Linked DNA regions of Homo sapiens: all the other regions are linked to region 1. Evidence: chromatin contacts called from ENCODE Hi-C or POLR2A ChIA-PET data. All regions are on one chromosome and are shown on one strand. Each heading gives the region's core, a stretch centred on a gene start or an enhancer-like site at or near the end of the contact. The rest is flanking DNA. Distances are from core to core; before and after follow the strand shown.

Region 1 (3,110 bases), core at 280-2,779:
AAAATATGTTTCAGGGGTGGTCATCTCGTTCCTCCCAACTCTCACTGCCGTTTATTAAATAGCTATCCTATAGTTTTTTTCATTTTTCTACCTTTCAGTAGACTTCCTCCCTCTCCTCCCAGAATGCCACTCCTTGACATCAGCAATGGCATCCTGGTTAATCATTTCTAAGTCCCTTCTTTCCATGGCCTAGTCAGCTAATGAAGGGCTTGTGAACGTGGGAATGAATGATTTGCACCTTCATATGGTTACCAGAGATTCTAAGGGAAGGCAGGTAAATTGGAATCTTCATGATGTCGAGTTTTATTAAATCACCAGTCAAAGTAACTGAAGTTTTCCTTGCATAACAAGTGGCCCACCTAAGTTAATCTGTTTAAGGAAGGGGCTAAGACTAGTGTCCTAAAATCAGGAACAGCACGGGTTCCAATCCTACTTTTCCCTTACTCAACTGTTTAAACTTGTGCAGAAGATGCTAAATCTGTCCAGTGTGTTGTCCAGGGTCTTTCTCTGTCACCCAGGATGGAGTGCAGTAGTGCCATCTCGGCTCACCACAACCTCCGCCTCCTAGGTTCAAGCGATTCTCCTGCCTCAGCCTTCCCAGTAGCTGGGATTACAGGCGTGTGCCACCATACCGGCTAATTTTTGTATTTTTAGTAGAGACGGGTTTCACCATGTTGGCCAGGCTGGTCTCGAACTCTTGACCGTAAGTGATCAGCCCACCTCGGCCTCCCAAAGTGCTGGGATTACATGCGTGAGCCACCTAGCCCAGCCGTCCAGGGTCTTAAAAGTTGCTAAATCTCTCTGAGCCTCACTTTTTTTCCCCATAAAGTGGGGAAGTATTACACCAACCTCACAGCGCTACTGGGAGGAGTAAATAAGGCGTTTTGCTGCTGGTGCCTGGAATACAATACTTCCTGGTTAATGTGATCACACTCCTTTCTGATGGAACTAGCTATGCCTTACCTGACTGCCAGACCAGCATCCCTGAGAGCTTTTGCAGTCCCTCCGGAAGCGACCAGATTCAAACCAAGAGCGGTCAGGTTTCTTGCAAATTCCACAAGGCCGGTTTTGTCAGAGACACTAAATAAGGCTGAAAGAGAAGACATTTTTTCTCATGATTCGCAGCACATTGCACTGTGTTCTGCAAGGCCTTGGGAGGGTCTGGGGGAGGAGATTCTCGAATCGCAAGGCCAGCACCTGGACCCTGCGTTCGCAGGCCTGGTCCGGGCCTCCCCAGGTCTTACACCCGCGAGCTGCTCTAAGGCGGGCCCCACGCAGGCTGCGGCCCGGCCGGGGAGCGGGGACGCTGGCTTTCAATCCCGCAGCGCCGCCCCTGCAGTGCCGGGTCCCGCCGGCCGCCGCCAAGGCGGGAGCGTGGGGGGCCGCAGGCGAGGACGCAGACCGCGCCGCTCCGCTAGGGCCTCACCGAGCTGGCCGGGAGCCATGGCTGCAGGCACTGGGTTCAGGGCGAGCGGGAGGCAGCAGCGGCGGCACCACGTGCGCAGGTAGGAGGGCTGCCGGGATGTGGCGGCTCAGGAAGCGAGGGGGCGGAGCTGTTTCCGGGCTTATCACGTGGCCCGCCGGCCCTGCCCGGCGCCCTGCTCTGCTCAGTTTCAGATGCAAGATCCGCGCCCCGGGGCTGAAGGGAACGGCGGGATGGGGTGGGGCTCTGCCTGGCGCGCCTGGGCGGAGTGCTTGGGCTGGAAGGGATCCTGCCTGCGATCCCGAAGTCCAGGCGTGGGAGCCAGCGATCTGCCCACGACCCCAAAGTGAGGCCACTCCACGGCCTCTGGGGCAAATGCCTGTTATTCTAGGCAGCCGGTCCCCAGAAGCTGGAAAGTACGTAAAAGTGCCAGAAGCTCCCATGCTGAAAACTAAACAAAAGGAATAGTTCATATAGCGGCAAAGCTGGAAAGTATCTGGACAGTTATCTACCATCCTCCCTTTTTGTTTGTTGTTTTTTTGTTTTTCTGGGTTTTTTTGTTTTTTTTGTTTTTTTTTTTTTTTTTTGAGATGGAGTTTCGCTTTTGTTGCCCAGGCTGGAGTGCAATGGCGCGATCTCGGCTATGTCACGTGCAACCTGCAACCTCCACATCCCGGGTTCAAGAGTTTATCCTGCCTCAGCCTCCCGAGTAGCTGGAATTATAGGCAGGCGCCACGATGCCCGGCTAATTTTTGTATTTTTAGTAGACATGGGGTTTCGCCATGTTGGCCAAGCTGGTCTCAAACTCCTGACCTCAGGTGATCCGCCTGCCTCGGCTTCCCAAAGTGCTGGGATTACAGGGGTGAGCCACCATGCCCAACTTGTTTTTTGTTTGTTTGCTTGCTTGCTTGTTTGCTTGTTTGTTTTGAGACAGGGTCTCGCTCTGTCTCCCAGACTGGAGAGCAGTGGCACCATCTCAGCTCACTGCAACCTCTGCCTCCCAGGTTCAAGAAATTCTCCTGCCTCTGCCTCCACACCCGTCTAATTTTTTGTTGTTGTTGTACTTTTTTTTTTTTTTTTTTGTATATTTAGTAGAGATGGGGTTTCACGGTGTTGGCCAGGCCGGTCTTCAACTCCTGACCTCAAATGATCTGTCCACCTCAGCCTCCCAAAGTGCTGGGATTACAGGTGTGAGCCACCGTGCCCGGCCCCATCCTCCTTTTTAATAGGCTTAAAAAATAAAACCAAGGACCAATGATTTAAGTGAGGGACTCCAGAGGCCACAGATGACAGTCAAAACGAAGTGAAATTGACATTCGTTGTTGATTTTCACGTCATAAAATTATAATTTAAATATTAATTTATAATACTATTTTATACAATTTAGTCAGTATTGTAAAAGTGCCTAAAAACTACTTAAAGATGGTGTCTTCTTGCAAACCTGTAAATATTCCTGGATGAGAGGAATGATGACAGTCAAAAGAAGGTAAGAGAAGACCTTTCTTAATTCATTAAAAACAGGGAAAGCAAAATTGAACACATTTGTTTCTTTCTAAAAATGACACCTTTGCCACAAAATAAATACATATTGTGGTCTATGAGTCTTTTTTGTGTTATTAGAATTATATTCCAAAGTAATAGCATTGTTTATCTTTTAGTCTGAGCTCACAGCTGTAAAAATGAGTCT
Region 2 (3,110 bases), core at 268-2,767, 7.5 Mb before region 1:
ATACCCTTCTAATACACTTTCAGGAGCAACTCATCAGCACCCTTAACTCTCAGAACTAATTTGGGGAAACAAAATAGGTTGATAAACATGAAAGAAGGTATCATCAAACTACAACTCTCCTGGCCACCCAGACTAAAATCCACTGTGGAAACTATTCAGCCAGCCACCAAGGAGAGGCAGCAAAATATAGTGCTTAGATTTCAGAGCTCTGGATTTACACAGGCCTGTCTGAATCCCAGCTTCTTACTAGCTGAGATCTGAGGCAAGCTAAGTCGTCCAATCTGCAGTTTCTCCCGCTGTAAAATGGGAATAACCCCCACCCCAGAGGACTGTTAACAGTGTGAAGACACTGTACATAAAGCTCTCCAAACAGTGCGTGGCATGTAATAAAAGCTCAATAAATGTCAGCTATTTGTCATTCTTTTCAGCTATAATTTCGTTCACAAAGCCTACTGCCTTTCTAGCTTCCATATAATTTTAAAGACATTCCTCCAGCCTTTTCATTTTCGAGGGATCTTTTATACAGCAGCTTAGAGCACACTTTCTAGTATCAGACTTCCTGCGAAAACCATTTGAAAACCTGTGCCTCGGGCTCCTCATCTGTGAAACGAGCCTGATAACACCTACCCCACAGGACTGCTGGTAGTAAGCAGTCCCCGAGTTACCCAACCTATCAACAGTATATGATTAAAACGCACTTGGGGAAAAGCAAAGCTGCAACTCTCAAACCCCAAACGACAGTCTTAATCCCAGTCCCACCACCACGATAGTGCCCAGAACCAATCACCAAGGTCGACCCACCTCACGCACCTAGTTTCTTCTCACCCCACGCAGCAACAGCCCCTCCCGCCCCGCCAAACAAGGGTTTTCCGAAATCGCAGGGCTGAGTCTCCTTCCACGGACACCGCACTGCTGGGGCCGCGGCAGAGCCCTCTTAATTCAAGGGGGTGGCCTCCCCACCCCGCCCCACAGCGCCGGGAGGCACGCAGTGCATCCTCCCTGCCTGGTCAGCGCCGCCCCACGCCGTTCGCGCTGCAGCTCCCGGCTCGCGTGGGCTCAGGGCCGAGGCCCCACGTCAGCCGCTTCCCGGACCCCAGCGGGCCGCCTCCCACCCTGCTCGCCGCTGCTCCTGGTGCCGCGGGCCGCCCGCGCGCACACCCAGCGGTCAGGTGCGGCGCCGACGACAGGGTCCCAGGCCCCGAGGCTGGGGAGCCCCTCGGGCCCAGCCGAACCGCACGCGGAGGCCGCGCCGCCAACCGGCTCCCGCCGCTCCCACAACCGGCGCCGCACTCACCGCTACGCCGGAGTCCGGGTTCCTCCGGCCTCGGGCCCGCGCAGGCCTGGCTGAGCCCCAGAGCGTTCACGCCCCGCGCCGCCGCCCGGGGATCCTGGCGCAGCTGTCGGGGCCGCAATGCGAGGGGACGAACGTATGCGACCCCGTCCAACGCCTCCTCGTCCCGGCCCCGGCCGCGTAGACAACTGCAGTGTCGCAGCCCGGCGCAGCCACAGCAGCGTCTGTTGAGCGGAACCGCCTGGGACGCTCACCCCCGGCCGGCACTCGTTGCCTATGCAGAGAGGCTGCCACCCATTGGCCCGCGAGCGGTGGCGCGTGCGGGGCTGGGCCTATCGAATTCGGGCCGGGGAGCGCGGCGCTGGCGGCCCGGGGCGGGGCGAGGTTACTACGGGTCATTCCGCGGAGCCGCCGCGGACCGGACCTGGCTGCAGTCTGCGCGGGGCGGGGGCGGGAACGGGGTCGACCAGGAGGGACGGACCGCGGGTGGGGGAGGGGAGCGGGGATCTGCGGCAGCGACGTGGGAGGAGCGGCTAGCCCAATAGGGTCTGCAGGAGCTCCGTCCCTCCAGGAAAAAACACCCCTCCACCAAAAAAAAAAAAAAAAAAATTACAGTCGCACAATTATTGCTGTAATGTATAAATTTCAATATAAATTATGAAATAGTATGCATATTCTTTTTCGTTTTTAACTGGATTAGTTATCCCGTTCTTGCAGAAATTGCTGTCAAATCCTGCCAAATAAAATGGCTTTTGGAACTGCCTGGGGCAAGAAGAGCCTCAAAAACTCAAAGCTTATCCATTATCATTTCTCTTGTTTTGGCCTCACTTGACCTAGCATATAACCCGTTTTCCTCTAAATGCACTCACCATGCAAATTTGCTATTTCTTTTCAAAAAATAAAGTTTACTCCAAATTATTGTTTTTGAACGTTCTTAGGAATCCACAGTGGTTCTGTATTTTAAGGAGTTTGCCATTGTTTCTCGTTTTAGACACTAAACAAGGATAAGAAAGAAAGCATCCAGTGCAGGTAGTAGAACTACATGTACTGTAAGAGAGAAGATTTTCACTCACCCAGTACTAGTAGGATTGGTCTCTTTTTTTAACCCAACATATTGTTTAGTTTGCCTGTGAACTTTTCCTTAAGTAGGTGAAAGGTTGCCTTCCTGAGCCAGCCTCAGGCTAAAGCAGGCCTCATTTCCCAAGAGAATCAAAATCAGGAAGCCGCCAGAACTTGAACTAGGTGGAGCGATGATGCACCAAGCAAAGAGAGCTCACTCACCGTGGGCCAAGGGCCAATCGAGAACCTAAAGGGATGGATACCTGACTCAGGCAAACTGTTCTCCCACTTCAAAATATGGCAGTTCAGTTGCTCATTAATCTGTTGAAATCTTATCAAAGGATACATCCTGAAGATAAATGGAATGCAGAATTTCTTATCTGAAAAGACATTCGCAGCTCTGCAGAGAGAAGCAGGCTTTAGAAGTAGTACTTCTAGAACCATGAAATCCTCTGGAAAATACTGGTTTTTTTCCGAGAGAAGAAAACTAATATTGCACCTTTTTATCTATCCATAAGCCTAAAACAGACTAGAAGAATTCCAACAATATCTTTCTTCATTATCTTTATATTATGGAATATATATTATGGATATGGACCTATATTTAAAAGAAAATGGTCCTGGGAATTAAAATTCTAAATTCTCATCTTGTTTGCTGTTTAACAAGCTAAGTAGAAATACATAGAGATACTTCAGAGACATTGTGGGTTTGGTTCCAGACCACTGACACTTAAAGGGAATATCAAAATTAAGTGAGTCA
Region 3 (3,110 bases), core at 393-2,892, 7.3 Mb before region 1:
TGGCACTAGTCCTTTGCTTATTAATTGAGCAGAAAGCACCAATTTTAGGTGGAAAGCTGTATTTTGCATTGGGGATGTTTGCCATTTATGGGGTGTTGCCAATCTGTTATGTTGGTCACTGGGAAGGGACTGCCTTCCCATGGAGGGGAGCTAATACTGTATAGTGAAAAACTGCTTGATTAATAGTTAGGGTGGCTTACATCTGGCTCAGCTTTTCTCCCCTCATGTGAAGGACTTTGGAAGAAGCCCTCACTCACTGTACAGTAGAAAGGATTAGGGCAAGGCTCCCCCTGGAACTGCCAGTTTGTGCCTTAGTTTCATTACCTGTAAAACAGGGATAATGGTACCTATCTTGATGTATTAGTTTCCCTTGGCTGCTGAAACAAATTACCACGAACTTGCTGACTTAAACCATAAATTTATGCTCTCACAGTTCTGGAGGCCAGAAACCCAAAATCAGTTTCACTGGGCCCAAATCAGCATGCATTATAGGGCTGCCCCATGGGCTGGGCGTGAATCTGTCCTTGTCTCTGTTTATTTCAGGGATACATGTGCAGGATGTGAAGGTTTGTTACATAGGTAAATGTATGCCATGGTGGTTTGCTGCCCAGATCATCCCATCACCTAAGTATTAAGCCCAGCATCTATTAGCTATTCTTGATGCTCCCCGCTCCTCCACCCCCTCACCCCCAGTGTGTGCTTGTCTCTTTGTTTCTGGTGGCTGCTGGCATCCTTGGGTTGTGGCTGCCATACTCCAATCTCTGCCACCGTGGCTAAATCGTCTCTCTCAACCTCCCTTTTATGATTTGATGAGGATACTGTGATTCCATTTAGTGTTCGTCTTTCGAATCCAGGATAATCTTCATCTCAAAATCCTTAACTTAACCTGCAAAGACGCTGTTTCCATATAAAGTTACATTTAGAGGTTGCAGGGATTAGGGTCTGATATTATTGGGGGCCGTTATTCAGCCTATTACACTCAGGGTTGTTTTAAGGAGGAAATTTAATGCTGGCAGAGGGCTGAGCACAGCCCACTGACAGCAGAGAGCACTGAGCAAATAGACAAAAAAAGAGGTCTCTTACAATGCCTCCCTTATAGGGCTGCCGTAAAGTTCAAACAAAGCACAGGTATATCACTTATACGAGTAGAGGAGAGATTAAAGAATGAAGTAAAAACTGAGGTCTGTTAACAGCCCCTCTCCCGCCGCCAGGATTTGCACACCTTTCTCTGCAGGAAGCCTTGAACCCTCTCCACTCGCATTTCCACCACCTCCAGGCAAGATCTCCCACGTGGAGGCCCCACCCCCTCCCTGACGCGCCCCACTCTCGCCCCGCCCACCTGGTGGGCGTCCCCGGCCGTTAGCGCCCTGGAAGCATCCGGGACTTCAGGGTCAGTACATTACAATGCCTGACAAATCCTAGCCAGTTCTATCAAATTATATCTTTCTTACAGGCTTTTAAGCTATTAGTCTCATAAAGATACATTTAATCAGCGAGGTAATGGCATGATGAGTGTTTTTAGGTTAAAAAGAGAACAGGAACTGTTGCCAGCAGAATGGCGATATTCAAGACAACACGCACAAGAAGAGGCGGGTCCTACGCGCTTCGCTAGGGAAGCCCGGGTCAGCTCGCTGCGCAGGCGCAGTGAGTTCGACACACCATGCCGACTGTCAGCGTGAAGCGTGATCTGCTCTTCCAAGCCCTGGGCCGCACCTACAGTGAGTGGCGGCCCTATACGTTGGGCCCTACGCCTCTTCTCGGAGGCAGGGCCTCCCTCCAAAAGGGCAATGTGGCGACATTCATGCCTTCCTGAAGGTTTTGGCTCCGGGAGGCCGGGGTTTACGCGGGAAGGCCGATGATGGTGGCGGTCCGGCTGGGCTGTGGTAGCCTCGGAACCGGCATCGCAGCGGTGCCACTGCTTGTGCCCGGCTTGCCGTGTCATTCATTCAGCGATCTGCCATCGAGTGCCTACAGCGTGCCTGGCACCGACATCCAAGCCAGGGGATAGAACAGGAAGGAAACCCGGGGTTGCATCCCGAGCGTAGCCAGTTAATTGCAATAGCAGCGCTGTGGGAACTCAGTTTATAAGGGGGTAGGAGGAGAGATTTGTGCAGCGGGGTGGAGAACGGCATTCCACCTGTCTTCGTTTTATTAATGTTTCCTGAGCGCCTGTTATGTGTCAGGCACTGTTCTAAGAGCTTAGGACTAGAGCTGTGCACACGACACGTCAGGTCCACGTTCTGTCTGATGGAGGCAGACAATTAACCAGCACGTTAATAAAATGATTTCGGATAATGTTAAATGCCATCAAGGAAAGAAAAGGTGTTGTGCCAAGAACAACTTTAGATAGGGTGGTAACATTTGATCTGAGACCTGAATGGGGAGTATTAAATGGGTGTAGACTTCATTCTACATTTCATCTTTTAATCAGTTCTAAAAACACAACCATTGAAAAAAAGGAGGGAGATATTAAATGCAGTTATCAGTTACCTCACAGCCGTAGCAGCTGCCCCACCCTATTTTTTTTTTTATTTTTATTTTTTGAGACGGAGTCTGCACTCCCAGGCTGGAGTGCAGTGGCGCGATCTCGGCTGACAGCAACCTCCGTCTCCCTGTTCAAGCAATTTTCTGCCTCAGCCTCCCGAGTAGCTGGGATTACAGGCGTCCGCCATCGCGCCCGAGTAATTTTTTTGTATTTTTAGAGAGACCAGGTTTCACCATCTTGGCCAGGCTGGTCTTAAACTCCTGACCTCGTGATCCACCTGCCGCGGCCTCCCAAAATGCTGGGATTACAGGCGTGAGCCACCGCGCCCGGCCCCCACCCCATAATTTTTAGCTTGTATAAAGGCTGGACCAACTGGTTCGTGAGAGCTGTTTTTTTTGTTTTTAGGGCTCAGTGTGTTAACAAAGGCCTAATTGGTTTAATGACAGCCACCGCTTCCCAGAATAAGATTACTGTTACAGTGAAAATAAAGCTGGCTTTTAAGAATCTTTCCTAAGTGTGTACTTTTAGATAGTACCTATTCTCTATGTGATATTCTTCGTAAGTTCTGCCATAAGTCCCTGAAAGTAAAGGAAATACAAGGGTATTGTATTACTCTTACCCTTTG

Evidence for each region. A loop is a pair of places that touch in the nucleus more often than their neighbours do. ChIA-PET counts read pairs that join two places held with the same protein, here RNA polymerase II (POLR2A). Pooled maps may share reads with other maps.
Region 2: a loop to region 1 is called in a map of CD4-positive, alpha-beta memory T cell, with 18 times the contacts of the local background. The contact joins the promoter of ACSL3 here to the promoter of ATIC in region 1. A Hi-C loop is called at or near these places in 2 of 168 maps with a recorded cell type or tissue (CD4-positive, alpha-beta memory T cell and naive thymus-derived CD4-positive, alpha-beta T cell) and 3 of 50 pooled maps.
Region 3: a loop to region 1 is called in a pooled map, with 15 times the contacts of the local background. The contact joins the promoter of FARSB here to the promoter of ATIC in region 1. A Hi-C loop is called at or near these places in 4 of 50 pooled maps. POLR2A ChIA-PET finds 5 or more read pairs at or near these places in 2 of 52 experiments (T-cell and activated CD4-positive, alpha-beta memory T cell).

Annotation. Positions count from the first base shown.
Region 1 is chr2:215,310,478-215,313,587 of GRCh38, reverse strand. ATIC (5-aminoimidazole-4-carboxamide ribonucleotide formyltransferase/IMP cyclohydrolase) reads right to left here and starts at 1,529. Exons shown (of 16, transcript NM_004044.7): 1 at 1,427-1,529; 2 at 964-1,090. The coding sequence starts at 1,445. It overlaps LOC124907975 (a long non-coding RNA gene), which reads left to right and starts at 1,616. Exons shown (of 2, transcript XR_007088075.1): 1 at 1,616-2,909. RefSeq lists silencers at 1,185-1,554, 1,565-1,644 and an enhancer at 1,175-1,825.
Region 2 is chr2:222,859,443-222,862,552 of GRCh38, reverse strand. ACSL3 (acyl-CoA synthetase long chain family member 3) reads right to left here and starts at 1,517. Exons shown (of 17, transcript NM_004457.5): 1 at 1,295-1,517. RefSeq lists silencers at 1,022-1,391, 1,462-1,791 and an enhancer at 1,508-1,802.
Region 3 is chr2:222,654,624-222,657,733 of GRCh38, reverse strand. FARSB (phenylalanyl-tRNA synthetase subunit beta) reads left to right here and starts at 1,642. Exons shown (of 17, transcript NM_005687.5): 1 at 1,642-1,718. The coding sequence starts at 1,661. LOC124907985 (a long non-coding RNA gene) reads right to left here and starts at 1,301. Exons shown (of 2, transcript XR_007088095.1): 1 at 1,223-1,301. RefSeq lists a silencer at 1,219-1,415 and an enhancer at 1,532-1,581.